2 separate regions of the Homo sapiens genome follow, and region 1 is linked to region 2. Evidence: read pairs that join two places in POLR2A ChIA-PET (ENCODE). Cell type or tissue: MCF 10A. All regions are shown on one strand. Links, peaks and the distances in the headings refer to the core of each region. The heading gives the core; the rest is flanking DNA. Region 1 overlaps STARD13 (StAR related lipid transfer domain containing 13). Region 2 overlaps STARD13 (StAR related lipid transfer domain containing 13).

Evidence for each region. Peaks named below come from ENCODE experiments on the same cell type or tissue, not always from the same donor. Only the 100,000 strongest peaks of a DNase experiment are listed, where the experiment ranks them.
Region 1: POLR2A ChIA-PET joins it to region 2 with 5 read pairs; 2 of 35 experiments call an interaction of 5 or more read pairs at or near these places.

The regions. Positions count from the first base shown.
Region 1 is chr13:33,245,834-33,254,278 of GRCh38, reverse strand. The region is part of intron 1 of STARD13 (StAR related lipid transfer domain containing 13); the gene reads left to right. Among named protein-coding and RNA genes, the nearest start is that of STARD13-AS, 27 kb to the left of the region's middle. RefSeq lists an enhancer at 2,893-3,102. In MCF 10A, for the core only: no CTCF peak of the experiment used is centred there; DNase peaks (open chromatin) are centred at 2,928 and 4,958.
Region 2 is chr13:33,116,067-33,124,511 of GRCh38, reverse strand. STARD13 (StAR related lipid transfer domain containing 13) reads left to right here. Exons shown (of 14, transcript NM_178006.4): 8 at 6,249-6,447. Among named protein-coding and RNA genes, the nearest start is that of KL, 100 kb to the right of the region's middle. In MCF 10A, for the core only: no CTCF peak of the experiment used is centred there; a DNase peak (open chromatin) is centred at 4,441.

The DNA of each region.
Region 1 (8,445 bases), core at 81-8,080, 130 kb before region 2:
ACTACCCCTTGGCATATCCACTCTGTTGAGGTGTACAAATTATCCTCTTTGCCGCTGACTTGACCTCATGCTGTGCCTCTGACCTCAGTCCGCTTTGCCACCCACTACCCCATCAGCCTAGTGTCCTATCTGCTGGGGACCAACCAGCCCACTTTGTCTGAGATTCAATAGTTTCCAGAGACATTAGGCTTTCAGTGTTAAAATGAGGATCACTCCAGGCAAAGCGGGATGGCTGATCACCCTGTGTGTGTCAGACTGTGCATCCCAATAGTGCATATATTCAATTGCAGCACTAATACATTTTACAATTTGATCACCAATTGACAGCACACCTGGACAGGGTGTTCCCCCATGGTCTGTGGCAGGCCTGTTGAAAAACCTTCATTTATGTTTTGTTCATTGCTCATCAAATTTGTATCCGTTCAAGAGAGGCCTTTATTTTTATCCCGTTCAGTCTAGGCATCATCTTTAGATCGTACTATTTTGAAAGTTCAATTTCAGGCTTTGATGATACGCTTATAAATCAGAGCTACCCTTGACATAAATCAGTAGAATCAACGCCATACATTGAAGGGGGTCACCGTGGTCTCGGGGGCCACATGAAGCAGACACAGCTGTACAGCTGTCAGCAGAGGTGGCCGAGAAGGCATCCCTGCCCTCATCACTGACCGGCAGCCTCGGCCTTCACAAGGAGGTCCCCCTCACCCAGCAGTGCTGCAGCTAGAGCCCAACAGCATGCTTCATCTTATAAATACACGCTGCGGCCCTTGTTGTAGGTGGAACCTTCATTTAGTGCTCAACTTAAGTTCTGTGTGGATAATTGTGTTCTTTGGGGTAATTGTGTTTTTCCTGGATGAAGCATGTACTGCATATATTATTTCCAGGCATGTTTACGCTGTCCATTGGCTTAATGTAGCTTTTAAAATGGTCTGTGTGTTAACACCTATTCTTAATTGCCAGAATTTGAACTCAAGGGCAAGAATAGTGAACATCACATCACAAATCCATGTTCAAAGGAGGAATACAGCACCTGTCTTTCTACCGAGGTCTAAGAAGTCTTTTAGGAAGTCTGGCTGTCCATAGTCATTGCCTTAAGACCATAAAAACTATCCTTTTAGCAGGACTACAATGATGGTAGGCAAAGAACACACATGGTGTTCTGGAGGCATAAAGTTAGGGCTCTTTTCTGGTTCATGGAAATACCACATGATACTAGGATCTAAGTATCATGGGAAAATTGTTTGGTGGTGACCTTTTTATATGTCCCTAAAATAATCCAAAAAACGGAAAATGACTGGGTCAGATCATCTGTGACATGGGCCCAAGGTCAGTACCTTAGGGAAGCTCGCTTGGTGGGTGATGTGCTCACTGTCTTCTTTAACCCACCAGCTCTCTAACATTCTCAGGCAAAGGCAACACATTTTCATCCTTTACAACCCTCGTCGTACCACCTACTGGCACTGTAAAACTTCTGCAACTTGCGTCAAATCCAATTTTATTGGAAAAGTACTTTCAGATACAAATCTTGCTAAATGATTTGATGTGGGAAAAGTTAGAAAAATATCTAAGCAAACATTCTCCTGGATCAGTCTTCAATTGTGTGATTTCGAGCAATTCTTCCGTAATTCAAGTGAAACACATACCTGCTGGGTCAATACTATTGATAGTGACAAAATTGGTTTCCCTCTGACGGCTTCAACATTATGTTGGAAGCCCTGCATGTGTAGATCTTAAAGATTGGGATTGATAAAGTGAGAACTGTTCAAAGCTGAAACTGGTTGTTTAGTCCATTTGAAAGTATGCGGAAGGGAGGGACCTGAATATGGCCCATAGAGTGAAAATCTTCTCCGTCACTCACTGTGGTTAGAAACAAATGACAGAGGGCTGTTGTGCAGCTATTTCAGTATTGTAAATGGAACATCTAGCACTCTGTTATCACTGCTCCCAGGGCAGCCTCTTGAGGCCCTTGGGCCATCCCAGCCTCACCATGTTCTCCTCTCCATGTTGTCAAAAATAGGCAGGACGTAGGAGTGTGGCAACCGGAGAGGGATTAAAGGCAGGGAGTTCCAAATAAAGGGCAGCCTCTGAGCTGTAAAAGCTGCTCACAATTTTGGATACATCATATACATAACCAGAATAAATTGAATTAGAAGATGATGGTCTTTCCTTTTTAGTGCCAGAGGGCCATTTATCATGTAGGAAATATTTAATGTAGTAATGATAGGAGTATCTTATTTAACGTGTGATTATTTTTATATCTATTTTATATCTTTAGCCTTTTAGGATGAATAAAGCTTATCGTTTTGATTTTCAGCCTTTACCAGAACTCTGAAGAAGTAAGGTTTTGCTAGTTTGTCTGTTTTGGAAAGGAAGGGAATTTACTTTGAAATTGTGTTCAGGATTAGGTGTTACTCATTTAATGTAAGTAGCAGCCTTACTTGACAAGCTAAATAGGGTGGTAAATCTGAGGTTTGCAGAGTAGACTTCTAAAATCCCCATCTAACATTAAAAATGTATTTCATTATAGCTTACCATCAAGGGAGGAACTAACCCAACATATAGATATGCCCATACTTTACACAAACAGCCAATTAGACATATGTATTTTCTTTTGATGAAAAGAGAAGCTTTTGGAAATGCAAACATGTGCATCCACTTACTAAGAGTCTACCAGCCTCTTATGTGGGACTGACATAATGATGTCTTGTGCACTTCCTCTTTTAAAATACAAAAATAAATGACACTGAGACCAAAAGCTCTGCAAATTAGTGGCTATTCAGGCTTGATAACTGTACTGAATGCACATGGTTTTCTGATGATGGCCACAGCTGGGGAATGAATCATCCTAACCTGGCAGACTGTTTTAGTAAACCTTTCATTTTAATGAAGTGATTCACTTGGAAAGAGGGGCAATGCAGCGAGCATAAGGCCCAGATACTTCCTTCAGCAGCCCAAAAATGGCTCAGAGCCACAGAATCTTGTCATTTGATCATCCTGGCAGGCTTGAAAGTGAAAGAATCCCAGGCGGCCTGTCAACCTCAGTGGGTCCTACCTCCTGTAGACCAGATGTTTGTGCAGCATCATCTCCCCCCATGCTCACAAAAATCCTGTGAGGTTGATGTGATGATATTTTATAAATAAAAACATGAGCCTCAGAGAGTTAAATAACTTACAACTCAGGCATCTTAGATTCTACACTATATGTGTTGCTGTTCCTTGATCTTATCTTGTTCTCTCTTCTTCCTCTACCTATAACGTCTCCCTTCCCTTCCCTTCCTTATCCTATTCCCATTTCTCCCCTCCTTCTATGCTTTCACTTATTCAAAGCATAGTGAGCTTCTACACCATGCCATGCCCTATGATAAATGCCAGGATCCAGTAATGAACAAGACAGACTTAAGTCTTGTCCTCATACAGTTTATGATCTAGCAAACAAGAACAGATGTGTGTTCAAATAGAGACTAAGGAACATGGGAGGAGGGGCAAGACATCTGGAAGGGATGCTTCATAGGAAGAGAGCAAGTGTACTGGTTGACAGACAGACTGAGAATATTTAAAGATTTCAACAGCATGGGTCAATGGGCCAAAATCACTGGTTGAAATTACACAGGAATAAATGTAAATCTGCCATTTCATATTATATAAATACAGAACTGGGACCACATGACTTCATAGGGTTCCAAGTGATGTTTGAAGCCTCAGCAATATGAAATAATGCCTTTAAAAGGATGCAGTCTTAGGCTGTGTCTGTACCAGCATGGGTTCCAGAATGAAGTTGCTTGTAATTCCATGCCACATCTGCAACTCTCTGCAGGGCTTTCTTGTTTTAAGGGAGACATTGGTTACAAGACAGTGAATACTGTTTTTGCGAGAATAAAATTCTCCAGAATTATATATTTCCCTTGGTAGAAGGTGAGAGACACACACTTAATTCTTATTCATTCCTCTGCGCTAATGAGCTTTCCTATAGGGAACTTTTGGCTTGGTAGATATGAACTAGGAGGAGATAATTGGCCCCCCAAAGTAACTGACTTTCCTTAACAATACCTAGCAATGTCTACTGCTCAGAATTTTCAGAGAATTATTTTCCAGATTTTTTTTTATTGTTGTTGCTCTTTTAGTCTGATTGAGGAAACAAAATAAGGGTGTGTAAAGCTGCTGTAAAAGAACATAATTAGTTTATGATGGGGGCTGGGCACAGTGTCTCATGCCTGTAATCCCAACACTTGGAAGGCTGAGACGGGGGGATCACTTGAGCCCGGGAGTTCAAGACCAGCCTGAGCAACGTAGTGAGACCTGATCTCTACAAAAAATCAAAAAAATTAGGCAAGCATGGTGGCAAATGCCTGTAGTCCCAGCTACCCAGGAGGCTGAGGTGGGACTATTGTTTAATCCTGGGAGGTAGAGGTTGCAGTGAGCCGAGATGGCGCCACTGCACTCTGGCCTGGGTGACACAGTAAGACCCTGTCTCTAACAAAATAAATAAATAAATAAATAATAACAGATAATTGGTGTATGATGGCATTAGGAAGAAACGAAAGGGAGACAGTTTGAGGAAGTGGAAAGGATACTGTCATTGGAATTAAACATGCAGATTTAAATACCAACTATACCTGTATTAATTGATACAGACAGGTTATTTAACACTCTCTGAGGCTTAGTTTCCTTAATTGCAAAATGGTATACTAATATCTGCATTGTACGATTGTTGCAGGGATTAGAAATAATATTGGCAAATTCATGACCAAAAAGCCTGGCACATTGTAGGTGGCTAAGGAAACCTTGAGAAAAGAAATCATTCAAAGAAAGGAGGTGGAGTCAAAGACGAATTCTTGGAAGAAATGCATTTTTAGATTCATACTTAAGAAATCGTAGACATAGACTGACTGAATATTAAGAAACCCATTACAGACGGAAGAAACAGTGACAAAATGAAGAAGTAAGGTCAAGGCCTTGTGTAGATACTATTGTGTTTTCTTTTTGGTCAACTGAGTCATCGTGAGTTAGTGTGTTCTCTTAGGATTGGAATTTATTGACAGCTGCTTGTGGCCAGTGATAACCTTTGTGTGTCTGTTGATTTCCCTGCTTCGAAATCCTCCTACCATTTAGGAAATGATGTTATCGTGTTCCCAACTTTTTTTTCCTCATTTTAATGTATAAAGCTAGCAGTCATTTCAATGTCATGTAGCATGTCACCTATTTTTCATGAAACACATTTGCAATGGCTGCCTTTAAAATATAGTACTCATTTATCTTCCTTTATCAGAAATATCTGGCAAGGGGAAAAAGGAGTTTTGTTTTCTTTTCTCTTCTTTAGTAGAAATGATTTCCCAACTTATTAGTGAAAAGTAGCTTATTTAAAATTTATTGTTTTAAAGAAAACTAGATGATATGTTCAACTTGCCACCCTAAAATCTAAGACCAGGGAGTATCAAGCTCATTCAATAAATACAACTAATAATTTAAAATATTATGTAATTCAGGTGTTTTGGGAACACCCAAACACTGAATAAGGGAAAGGATAATGGTGAGAAAGAAACAAAGTGACTGGAGAAGTGGAGGAAGAAGAAAAATCAAAATATGGGAAGCAAAAGGGGAAAGGAATGGGAGGAATACCAAAACAAAAGAAGATAAATGAAGGAGAAAAGAAAGACAAAAAACAGGGAAGAGGAATAGAGGGATGGGGGAGCAGTGTGGAGTGGGAGTCACTGTACCTAAGGCCAGAGGCCCTGCTGCTCCTTCCCCACCCATCATTCAAGTCTGGACCCCAACTGGTAGGTAACACTGGAAGCTACAGCTCACAAATCTCTTAATGCTCTCACATGCCCAGGATCGCCATAGACTTCCAGTTTTAAGTAGTGACTAAAAATTCCTTTGTTATTAAAAGTCTATTAAATTACATTCCTTTATTCTTCCTTTTTTATCTTCTTCTTTTTTTTAGAGAGAGAAGTTCTCACTCTGTCGCCCAGGCTGGAGTGCAGTGGCAGGATTATAGCTCACCACAGCTGGTTGCCACCACACCCAGCTAATTTTTTATTTTTTGTAGAAATGAGGTCTCACTATGTTGCCCAGGCTGGTCTTGAACTCCTGGACTCAAGCAATCCTCCTGTCTTGGCCTCCCAAAGTGCTAGGATTACAGGCATGAGCCACCATGCCCAGCCTTCTTCTTCTTAACGATAGCCCTGACTCATTCGAAAGTCAAGACAATAATAGAAATGTAAGTTTAAAATGTTATATGCCCATTTATTCAAAATTAATATTTTTAGCCTCATTGAGTCTTCAAGTGCAGTATATAAGGACCCCCCAGAAGATGAGGTAAATCACCCACATGAAAAGCCCTTTGTGTCAGTGGTCCCCAACCTTGTTAGCACGTCAGAATCACCTGGCCATTCATGAAAACCTGGGGTGTCTGGGCACCTCAACTGAGAGTGGTTTGAATTGGGGTCTCAGCACCCACTATTTTGTAAGCATCTCAGGTGATGGGAAGTTCAGCCAGTGCTGAGAATTGTGCGTTTTGGGCGATAGCAGTAGAGTGAGTGAATCACGGTTCCAGCACTTACAAGTGAGGGCCATTCATATACATATATAACTGGGATATCTAATATATAGCAAATTGAAAATTTGTAATACAATAGATATGTAATATATTTGATATTGTACTTGATATTATATTTGGTGTCTGTTATATATACAGCAAATTGCAAAAATATATGATAGAAATATATATTATATCTAATATAACGTATATTAGGCACCCTGAAACATGTTATGAAAAGACTAGCTCCAAAAAATGAGAGGGCACTGGTCATATGGAGCAGTTGTCCTGGCGACGGCATTGCAGAGACCTCATGTTGAATTCGTGTCTGCTTGTCCATCATCTGAGCACAGTGCTCATCACGTTGCCCCCATCGCCTGCTGAATTGAGTACTAAGTCCCCACTCAGAGTGTCCCTCCATTCTGACTCTCTGCCGCCTGGTATCTTGGCTCCAGACAAACCAAGCCGCACTTTCTCTTCTGGACTTTTTTCCAGCCGTTTTATTTATTTATTTATTTATTTAATTTATTTATTTATTTATTTATCCGAGACAGAGTCTCACTCTGTCACCCAGGCTGGAGTGCAGTGGTGTGATCTTGGCTCACTGCAACCTCCGCCTCCAGGGTTCAAGCCATTCTCCTGCCTCAGCCTCCCAAGTAGCTAGGACTACAGGCATGTGTCACCACACTCAGCTAATTTTTGTATTTTTACTAGAGACGGGGTTTCACCATGTTGGCCAGGCTGGTCTCGAACTCCTGACCTCAGGCGACCCACCTGCCTCGGCCTCCCAAAGTGCTGGGATTACAGGCATGAGCCACCACACCCAGCCCAGCCATTCCTTTAAACTGGACCAATCTATAACTCTCTCCATAACCACACCCTTGTCACTGTCTTTTGAAATTTTATCCATCCTTCAAGGTCTTCTTCCAAGAAGCAATCTTAATTCTCTTGCCAACAGATAATTCTTTTTGCTTTTGAAATCCCACCGCATAGTGTTTTATTCTCTCCTCTCTCTCTCTCTCTTAGTTTTTGTTTTTGTTTTATGGTCATCAATATTTTTATTATTTTATTTGTCTAATAACCTGAGTGAAGGTTTAGAATATCTTCTATATCTTTGGATCCTCGTTGGATCTACCTAGCACAGTGTTTTGCACAGAAAGTGCTCAACAAATATTTATTCAATAGAATTAATAAAATTTTTAAAAAGATGTTGATAGGGGTATGAAACCTATTGAAATATGAAACTTAAATTTAAGCAGGTGTGATTGTTGAAACAAATGGCTGGTTTTAGAAGATGCTTGTCTGTTCCTAGACATACAGACTTAGACAAAGATACAGCCCTGAGAAGCTCAGGTGGACTAGAGATGTGTGTGTGCCTGTCTGGGGTACATTAGGTGCATAGAAAGTGAATGAATAGGTAACGTTCTAGCCAACCCTGACTTGATGGTAGTGCTTTCCTCTTTTGTGAAGCAACACAGCCACTTATTCATCTTAAGTCACTTCTCCTTACCTCTCTTTGATGCGCATGTCTTAAATTATAACCCTGGGATTTATTATCTTTTGCTTCAAGAGACAGACAAAGCATTTATGTCTATGAACACAGTGCAGTTGCCCTTCTACCCACACACTAAAAAATGAATTAAAAAATTGCCAAGCTTGAGCTTATTCATTACAATGTTTCTCTGGATAACAGGCCCACCCCATCCCTTCCTGCACCCTTCAAATATCCTTACTTGTACGGTGAATAAAATGTAATTTTATTGTCCTTAGGCTATATCATTCTTCTGCTCACAGTAACCATGGGCATGCATTTAAAAGTAGAATCTGGCCTCTTGAGTTTACCAGTTAATTTAATCAACTCCCTATAAATTACTTTACAAAAAAGGTTGGGGGAGAATGAAAGAAAAGAA
Region 2 (8,445 bases), core at 201-8,200:
CAGGTCAATTTTTTAAATCTGGGAGAATGCCAAGATGAAAAACAGTGTGCCGGCAAAGGCTTGGAGGAAGAAGACTCATTTCAAGATATAAATACTGATTCTAAATGTAATTAAAATGAATAGAGCCACGCATCTCGCGTCAGTCACATGGGAGAATCCGTAGGACATCGAAGGGACTTTCACCACAGTCAGTCACCACCTTATAATGCACCCAGTCCTGGCAGGGCTTCCAGCCTTGGAATGTCCCTCCCTTTCCTTGTCAATGTGGTGTGGGAAGCACGCAGAGACCACCTCTCTGGCTCCTGTGAAAAAGGAAGGTGGTAATAGGAAGGAAAAGGGGAGAACTAGAGAAACATAAGGAATCAAAACCTGGCTTTTCCGGAGATTTCAGAGCAAGCAAGAGCTAGTAAAAGCGAATCAATCAGAAAAGCGAGGGGAAAAGAGTGAAAAGCAAGGAGAGCAACACCAAACGAATGTTCTTTCTTCGCCAACAGCACTTCTGTGGAATTGAAAAGATTCCAGTCTGCCCAAGGCCTTGAGATCTCAGCCTCAAAGCTGCAGAAGACGAGAACATCCGCAAATAACCCCTTCTATGCCACATTTTAATAGGAAGTACCACCCCATACTCTCCCAAGGCATTGCCCCGAGTCTCAGGGAGAAGGCTTCCTGCAGTGCGATGGGCCCTTCTCCCCGTGCTAAACACTCGCCTCGCATATAAGCACTCATTGCAGTTGACCCTGCCCCACAGAGCCTGACACATTGCCAGCCTTTTGTCTTCCACACTCCTGCATGCCCAGCAGTTTCTATATGATGCAACAGAGTGTCCATGTTTGCCCTTGCAGCTGGCTGTGGGTGAGATGAGGAAGTTTAGCCTTCAATTATGAACCATTTGTATTCAGACATAGTAGTGTGTAAGAGGAGCCTTGCTTTGTTGTCTGAGCTTTTATTTCTGCCCTAAATCAACTGTGCACAGAATAGATTATACCTATTCCTGATGAATATGAAGTCACCGCAGTGAGAGGCTGAACCTGCAATGCTCAGAATAAGAATCTGCTGCATACTCTTCTTATGAATCTTTCTTTCTCAAGAAAACCAACCTTCCTTCATTAGCTGAGCACATTTCTAAAGAAGAGGAAATGGAAGTCCTGATAAACATCATTAAGTCCCGAAAAAGATTAGCATAAACAGGATGCCAAGAGGGAGATTTAATATTATTCAGATGGAATGTGAATTCTAATGCACCACTCATGCTCAGCCTCTCCTCCTAATAGAGCAGTAAGTTTTAAAAGCCTAATCATGCTGGGAAGACTCTTAGTACTCAGTACAAGTGTCCCTGCCCCCGCTGGCTGTTTGTCACTTTTTCTGTTGCCTGCCTCAGATAAAGTGAGCAGTGCTCTGGGGCTATCCAGTGAAATTATCCTTGAGTCCTTGCTTTTTTTTTTTTTTTTTTTTTTTTGAGATGGAGTCTTGCTCTGTCACCCAGGCTGGAGTGCAGTGGCACGATCTCAGCTCACTGCAACCTCCGCCTCCTGGGTTCAAGTGATTCTTCTGCCTCAGCCTCCTGAGTGGCTGGGATTTACAGGCACGCACCACCATACCCAGCTAATTTTTGTATTTTTAATAGAGATAGGGTTTCACCATGTTGGCCAGGCTGGTCTCGAACTCCTGACCTCAGGTGATCCACCCGCCTCGGCCTCCCTAAGTGCTGGGATTACAGGCATGAGCCACTGTGCCCAGCTGAGTCCTTGCTTTTTCATAGCTAGGTTTTTAGGTGAAAGACAACAGAAAGAAGACAGGAAAACTAGACCAAGGGGACACTCATCACTCGCCTTTTATCTTCAAAAGGAAATGAGAGATCACATACAAGAGAGATGCTTATAAAATGAACTCTGCATTGCTGATGGCCATTCTCCCCTTTCTCAAGAGGGTGGCTGGGCTGAGCTTTAACAGTAGATGACAGCAGGACCTGTTATGCCATTTGTGGGACCAGTGAAAAGAGAAAATGTGGGATCACTTGTTCATAAATCATTGAGAATTTCAAAACCAAGACAGCAGAGCATTAAACTAAGTGTGTGAGACCCTGTGTGATGGCCCAGGCTGCCCGTCCATGGGTGACAGACACAAAAGTGAAGGAAAAACATTATGCCCTCCTGGGATCTTCCTCATAACGAAGCTGAGGGAGCTGGGGCTGTTGCCTGCCCATCCACTGTGATCAGAAGGATGAGCAACAGGGCAGGTATGGTGGCTCACACTTAAAATCCCAACACTTTGGGAGGCCGAGGTGGGCAGATCACTTGAGGTCAGGAGTTCAGGGCCAGCCTGGCCAACATGGTGAAACACCATCTCTGCTAAAAATACAAAAATTAGGCTGGGTGCAGTGGCTCACGCCTGTAATCCCAGTACTTTGGGAGGCCGAAGCTGGTGAATCACCTGAGGTCAAGAGTTCTAGACCAGCCTGGCCAACATGGTAAAACCCTGTCACTACTAAAAATACAAAAGTTAGCTGGGCATGGTGGCAGGTGCCTGTAATCCCAGCTACTCAGGGGGCTGAGGCAGGAGAATTGCTTGAACCCAGGAGGCAGAGGTTGCAGTGAGCTGAGATCGTGCCATCGCACTCCAACCTGGGGGATAAGAGCGAGACTTTATCTCAAAAAAAAAAAAAAAATTAGCTGGGCGTGGTGGTGCACACCTGTAATCCTAGCTACTTGGGAGGCTGTGGCAGAAGAATCACTTGAATCCAGGAGATGGAGGTTGTGGTTGAGCTGAGATCATGCTACTGCACTCCAGCACTCCAGCCCTGATAGACAGAGTGAGACTCTGTCTCAAAAAAAAAAAAAAAAAAGGATGAACAACAGGTTTCTTCTCCATTTTTTATGTGGAAAACTATCTCTTGTCAAAAATTCAGATCAAATCCTTGCTTTGGAAACTTTTTTTTTTTTTTTTTGAGGTGGAGTCTGGCTCTGTTGCCCAGGCTAGAGTGCAGTGGCACAATCTCAGCTCACTGCAACCTCTGCCTCCCAGGTTCAAGAGATTCTCCCACCTCAGCCTTCCAAGTAGCTGGGATTCCAGGCACCCACCACCACTCCTGGCTAATTTTTGTATTTTTTAGTAGAGACGAGGTTTTGCCATGTTGGCCAGGCTGGTCTCAAACTCCTGACCTCAGACAATCCAACCACCTCGGCCTCCCAAAGTGCTGGGATTACAGGTGTGAGCCACTGTGCTCGGCCAAAACTTTCTGAAGAAGAAATGATTATTGGAAACCACTCGTTGCCGTCACAGTGTTTTTCTATGAGGATCGAGAGGGGAAGCTCTTCTTCTGGTCTCAGGATCTCTCTATGCCTTAGAAAGACCATCTTCTACTCACTGTGCCCAGTGGCTTTCCACAGCAACCACTAGAAGCCCCATCCCAAAATGGCTTAAATGACAGGAAATTCATGGTCTCACAAAACACAAACAAAAAGTCAGGAAATAGGCCAGCCATGGCGGCTCACACCTGTAATGCCAGCACTTTGGGAGGCCAAGGTGGGTGGATCACTTGAGGTCAGGAGTTCGAGACCAGCCTGGCCAATGTGGCGAAATCCTGTCTCTACTAAAAAATGTAAAAAGTAGCTGGAAGTGGTGGCAGGTGCCTGTAATCCCAGCTACTTAGTAGGCTGAGACAGGAGAATCACTTGAATGCGCCACTGCACTCCAGCCTGGGTGACAGAGCAAGACTCCGTCTCAAAAAAAAAAAAAGTCAGGAAATAGAACGGTTCCAGGGTTAGCTCAATCATCAGCTCATCAATAGCTTTGAAGAGAGGTTCTTTCCATCTTTCCCTTTGGCCATCTTCAGCTACTATAACTGGAATCTGATTTGAGACCACCTTTTCTTTATTAGGTTTATGAAAGAAAATTTTCCTGCTGTACTTCCAACAAAAATCCACAGAAACCAAAATATATATATACGTCTATATTTCCCATGTCCCCTAGAAGACAAGGCCAGGGCAGGAAGGTTATTGTCAGACTTCGAGGCAGCACAATAAATCCCTGACTACCCTCTGGACATCCTAAGATCTCAGTCAGAAAAAGCAGCTCAGAGCCCACAGCTGGAGAGCTGCAGACATGTCTAAAATAATTAAAATAACAATATTTGCTGAAACGAGAAAGAAATTTGGAAACCAAACAATACAAAGATAGCATCTCTGGGATGTGTGTGTGCACGCACATGACTGTGTGCCCAGAAACAGCCCGCAAGACACGGTGGACAAAAGAGGAACGTGCTCGACAATTTAAACAGAAACACTGTCTGCTTTATTCTTTTTGTAGATCCTGATCAACATTTCTCTGCTGTTAAAAAAGTAGGAATTCTTCTCAAATGGAATAATACCTGCTCATATGAGGATAAATATTTGTGAGTCACACTGAAGTATTTACCTTCAGGGCATCTCGATTATGAGAACTCTCGTACAGCACAGCCAGCCCTGTGGTGTGCACAGTCCTGGGCCTCCTTCCAAAATCAGAAAAGCAGAAGATGTAAACAAATCGGAGATGGATCTCACCCCAATAATCACTCACCTGACATCTTGAATTTTTTTCTCTTTTGACAGTACATGCTTTCTTTCCATGCCCTTTGATGAAATTTGGAGTTGTTGCCAGTTGAAGGAAGATAAATATTGTCTGGATTCTTTGTGGCGAATCATCTAAGTATGGCAAAACTGTGCATTTTCTAGACATTCCAAACTTTAAGAATAAAAAAGAAAGTAACTCATATTTTAAGTGACAATATTATCAGCCTGAATATCCTGATGTGTGGGATTAGAGCGATAAACCTTGGAATGCAAAGAAATATTACTAAGAATTCTGTTTTTATGGCCACAAAAAGTAGCAGTGTATAATTTCCCCTGTGATCCATTCGGCTGACATATACAAAAACCTGAGTATGCTCTAATGGCTTGGAATCCTTCCCCTGCTGTTACCACAATTTAAAAGAATGAGGACTGCTCTCCATTTGTTGCAGCAATCAGGAAAGCCTTTGTCACATACCCGAACTTGGGTGGAGGCCGGCCTGGCACACAGAGTGATCAGTAAGACGACCTGTATTAGGCTTTCCTCCAGGTATAGGGGGGATGAGCAGTGGCTGACACTAGTGGCCACTGTCTACCTGACCAGCCACTCAGGAAGGTTCTACCTTGCTTTGCAGAAGTGGGCCAACCCATGAGCCACTGGGGAATGAGAGCTGTGAAAATTGAGGGTTGAAGCAAATCAACTCCCTATAGGCATTTAAAAAATAGCAGACATATTATTTCACTATAAGCCAGGGTGCCCAGGAAAGTTCAGTTCCTTTTTGAATAGCGGGTAAGTCCAGCACAGAAAGTTCCTCTAGAGGGCCTAGAGCTTAACCTGCCCCACCATTGCAGGATCTTCATTCTTGCCGGGCTCTGCTCTGCCTCACTCATTCTCATTAGGGCCACTCTGTCCTTGATGCCTTAATGCTCCATTTATTCATCAAGTAGGGGAGGAGTCTAGACTCTAAGATGAAAAAGGCATGATATGACAATATCTTGAGGTCTGAAAAAAAAGCCACCCAGGAATCATTCTCACTAGAGCCATAGCTTACTGCATAAAAACAAACAGGTAGAAAAGTAAGTGCCAAGAATTCCAAAGAAGAAAAAGTAAATAAATTCCTTAAATCAAAATATGTACTTATGATATTAGTCTGTTTCATGAACATATTCCCCATAAAACTCTCCCCTGCAGGGGCACTGGATATGGCTGTTTATCTGGGATTCTTTCATCCACGACCCACATTGTTTTCACCAAACCTCCCATTGACCAGACGTTCTCAAAATCCCCATGGCAATGTAAACCCTAAAGGGCAGGGAATTTTATCTGTTCTGCTCACTAATGACACCTAGGAACTCTAAGCATGCCTGATACACAGTGGTTACTTAATCACTACTTGTTGAATAAATGAATAAAATAATAATAACATCTGCAGTGTGATAAGATGTAACAGGTCGCAAAGCACATGCACATCTATTTCCTCACTTACTCTCCACAGTAATCCTGTGAGGTGGGGTTTTATTCTTATCTTCATTTCATAGGAGAGGAAGACAGTGTTCGGGTACTGCCTAAAGTAGCTATACTAGTAGTTCAGCATGTACTAATTGGGAGGCAATTCCAGCTCATCCAGTTCCCTTCCCATGCTTCCTCCTCCTCCTCACAACCAAGTGTGGCCTGGCTGACACATCCCTATGGCTTTGTTTCAGGTGGGTCTTTTTCGCAAATCAGGAGTGAAGTCTCGAATCCATGCCCTTCGCCAAATGAATGAAAACTTCCCTGAGAACGTCAACTATGAAGACCAGTCTGCTTATGATGTGGCGGATATGGTGAAACAGTTCTTCCGGGACCTCCCTGAGCCTCTTTTCACCAACAAGCTCAGTGAGACCTTTCTCCATATCTATCAGTGTAAGTGGAAATAATGAGATTGGTGTTCTCGTGGGCATCCTTCCACTTTAATGAAAATAATTCCCTATAGATTGAGTTTTAATTATACGAATAATACATCAATCCATAAAGATGTATGTAATCCTGCTCTCCTCTACGGAAGTAACTTTTGCTCAAAGTTTGATATGGAAATCCACAAGCCATTTTTTTATGCATTTGAAAATACCTTTTTGACATCAAAATATTCCTTCTCAAAAGAGTTTTGTGTATGATCTAAAACAAACTTTCAATACATTTACAAAAATTTAAAATGAAAAAGGGACACAATAGAAGTTGTTTTATATATAGGTATTTATTAAAACTTATTCAATTTTTTAAAAAAGTAAGCATTTCTTTGGGATATAGGAAATTCAAAGTGACATGAATTAAAATGACAGGAAATAAAAACAAATGTATTTTAGCACAAAGTATCTTCATTGGTGAAAAGTAAGCAAACCAAATCAAGTCTTAAGCTTAAATAAACTTATTTATATTTTCACTTGGATTTTTTTTAATAATGTTAAGTTCTCAGCAAAGCCTGTATAATTAAAATAATCCCTGAAAATAACAATTGTTGATTAAGAAGCATATCCTACTATAAGTGGTTGCAATGGGGGTATTAGAAATAAACACATGGGCTGGGCATGGTGGCTCACGCCTGTAATCCCAGCACTTTGGGAGGTGGAGGTGGTTGGATTGTCTGAGGTCAGGAGTTCAAGACCAGCCTGGCCAACATGGTGAAACCCCATCTCTAACTAAAAGATACAAAAATTAGCCAGGCATGGTGGCGGGTGCCTGAAATCCCAGCTACTCAGGAGGCTGAGGCAGGAGAATCACTTGAACCCAGGAGACGGAGGTTGCAGTGAGTGGAGATTGCACCACTGCACTCCGGCCTGGGTGACAGAGCGAGACTCCATCTCAGAAAAAAAAGAATGAAATTAAACACGTGACTCTTTGCTAGATATGACAATGTTAACATTATGAATTATTTTGATGGTCCAGATCCCAATTCATGGGGGAAAAAAGCCATTTGGCCCATGGACTTTGAGTTTTGAGTTTTCAGCAAAATATGCCTGAAATGGACCTTGACATGGACTTGATTCAATTTGAAGAATATCCATGCTATAGAGAATTCTGTATAAAATGTGTTTAAGGAGTCCATGATACTGCAAACTCAGAAAGGATTGTAATCAGAACCACTTGTGAAAACAGATTAAGGTGGCAACCCACTAAGTAAATATTAGTTTTTCAAAGTAAGTAGATTAAGTTAAGTTAATGGTACAAGTTGCTAGAGCCCAAACAGGGAGTTCTTGATGTTGTTGCTGTGAGAGGTTGAACTACATTTTTCAATTAAGTCTCCCTTATGGTTTGGAAGTATCAGATATGAGTCTTTTACATTTAATCAGTTCTTGGATTAAAGTTGACACTAGTCTAAGGCTAAAGCCACATTACTTTCAAGAAATAAATGTCTTTGGCCCTTTCTGAGTCACAAGCAAGAAGCCAGATCAAAGCAGGCTTTATTTTAGCTGAGCAAACATTTACAGAGCGTGACTTCTGTACTGGGCACCGTGCTTAGCATGGCAGAGCATATGGATGGATGAGACTCACTCTCTGATCTTAAGGATCTTACAATTGAGGGAGATGAGGCATGAACACAAAAAACTCCAACACAACAAATTTGGAGAATTTCCATAGAAAGGTTACAAAGAAAAGTCCAAGGAGGGAGAGATGAAGAATGAGGGCTTCATGGAGGAAGTGACAACTGAAGGCTGAGATATGTGAGGAACACATTTTGGGTACCTGCTCGGCAGATAGCATAAGCAGAAGTCAGGAGAGCCCAGTGTATTCATCTGGCTTGCATGTATGGCAGACATACAAAGTGACACCAAATGACACTGAAAAATGACGCTGGGGCCATAAAGGAAGGACATTGAATATTAGGGCAAGGAGTGTATGCTTGATTCATTAAGCATTGGGGAA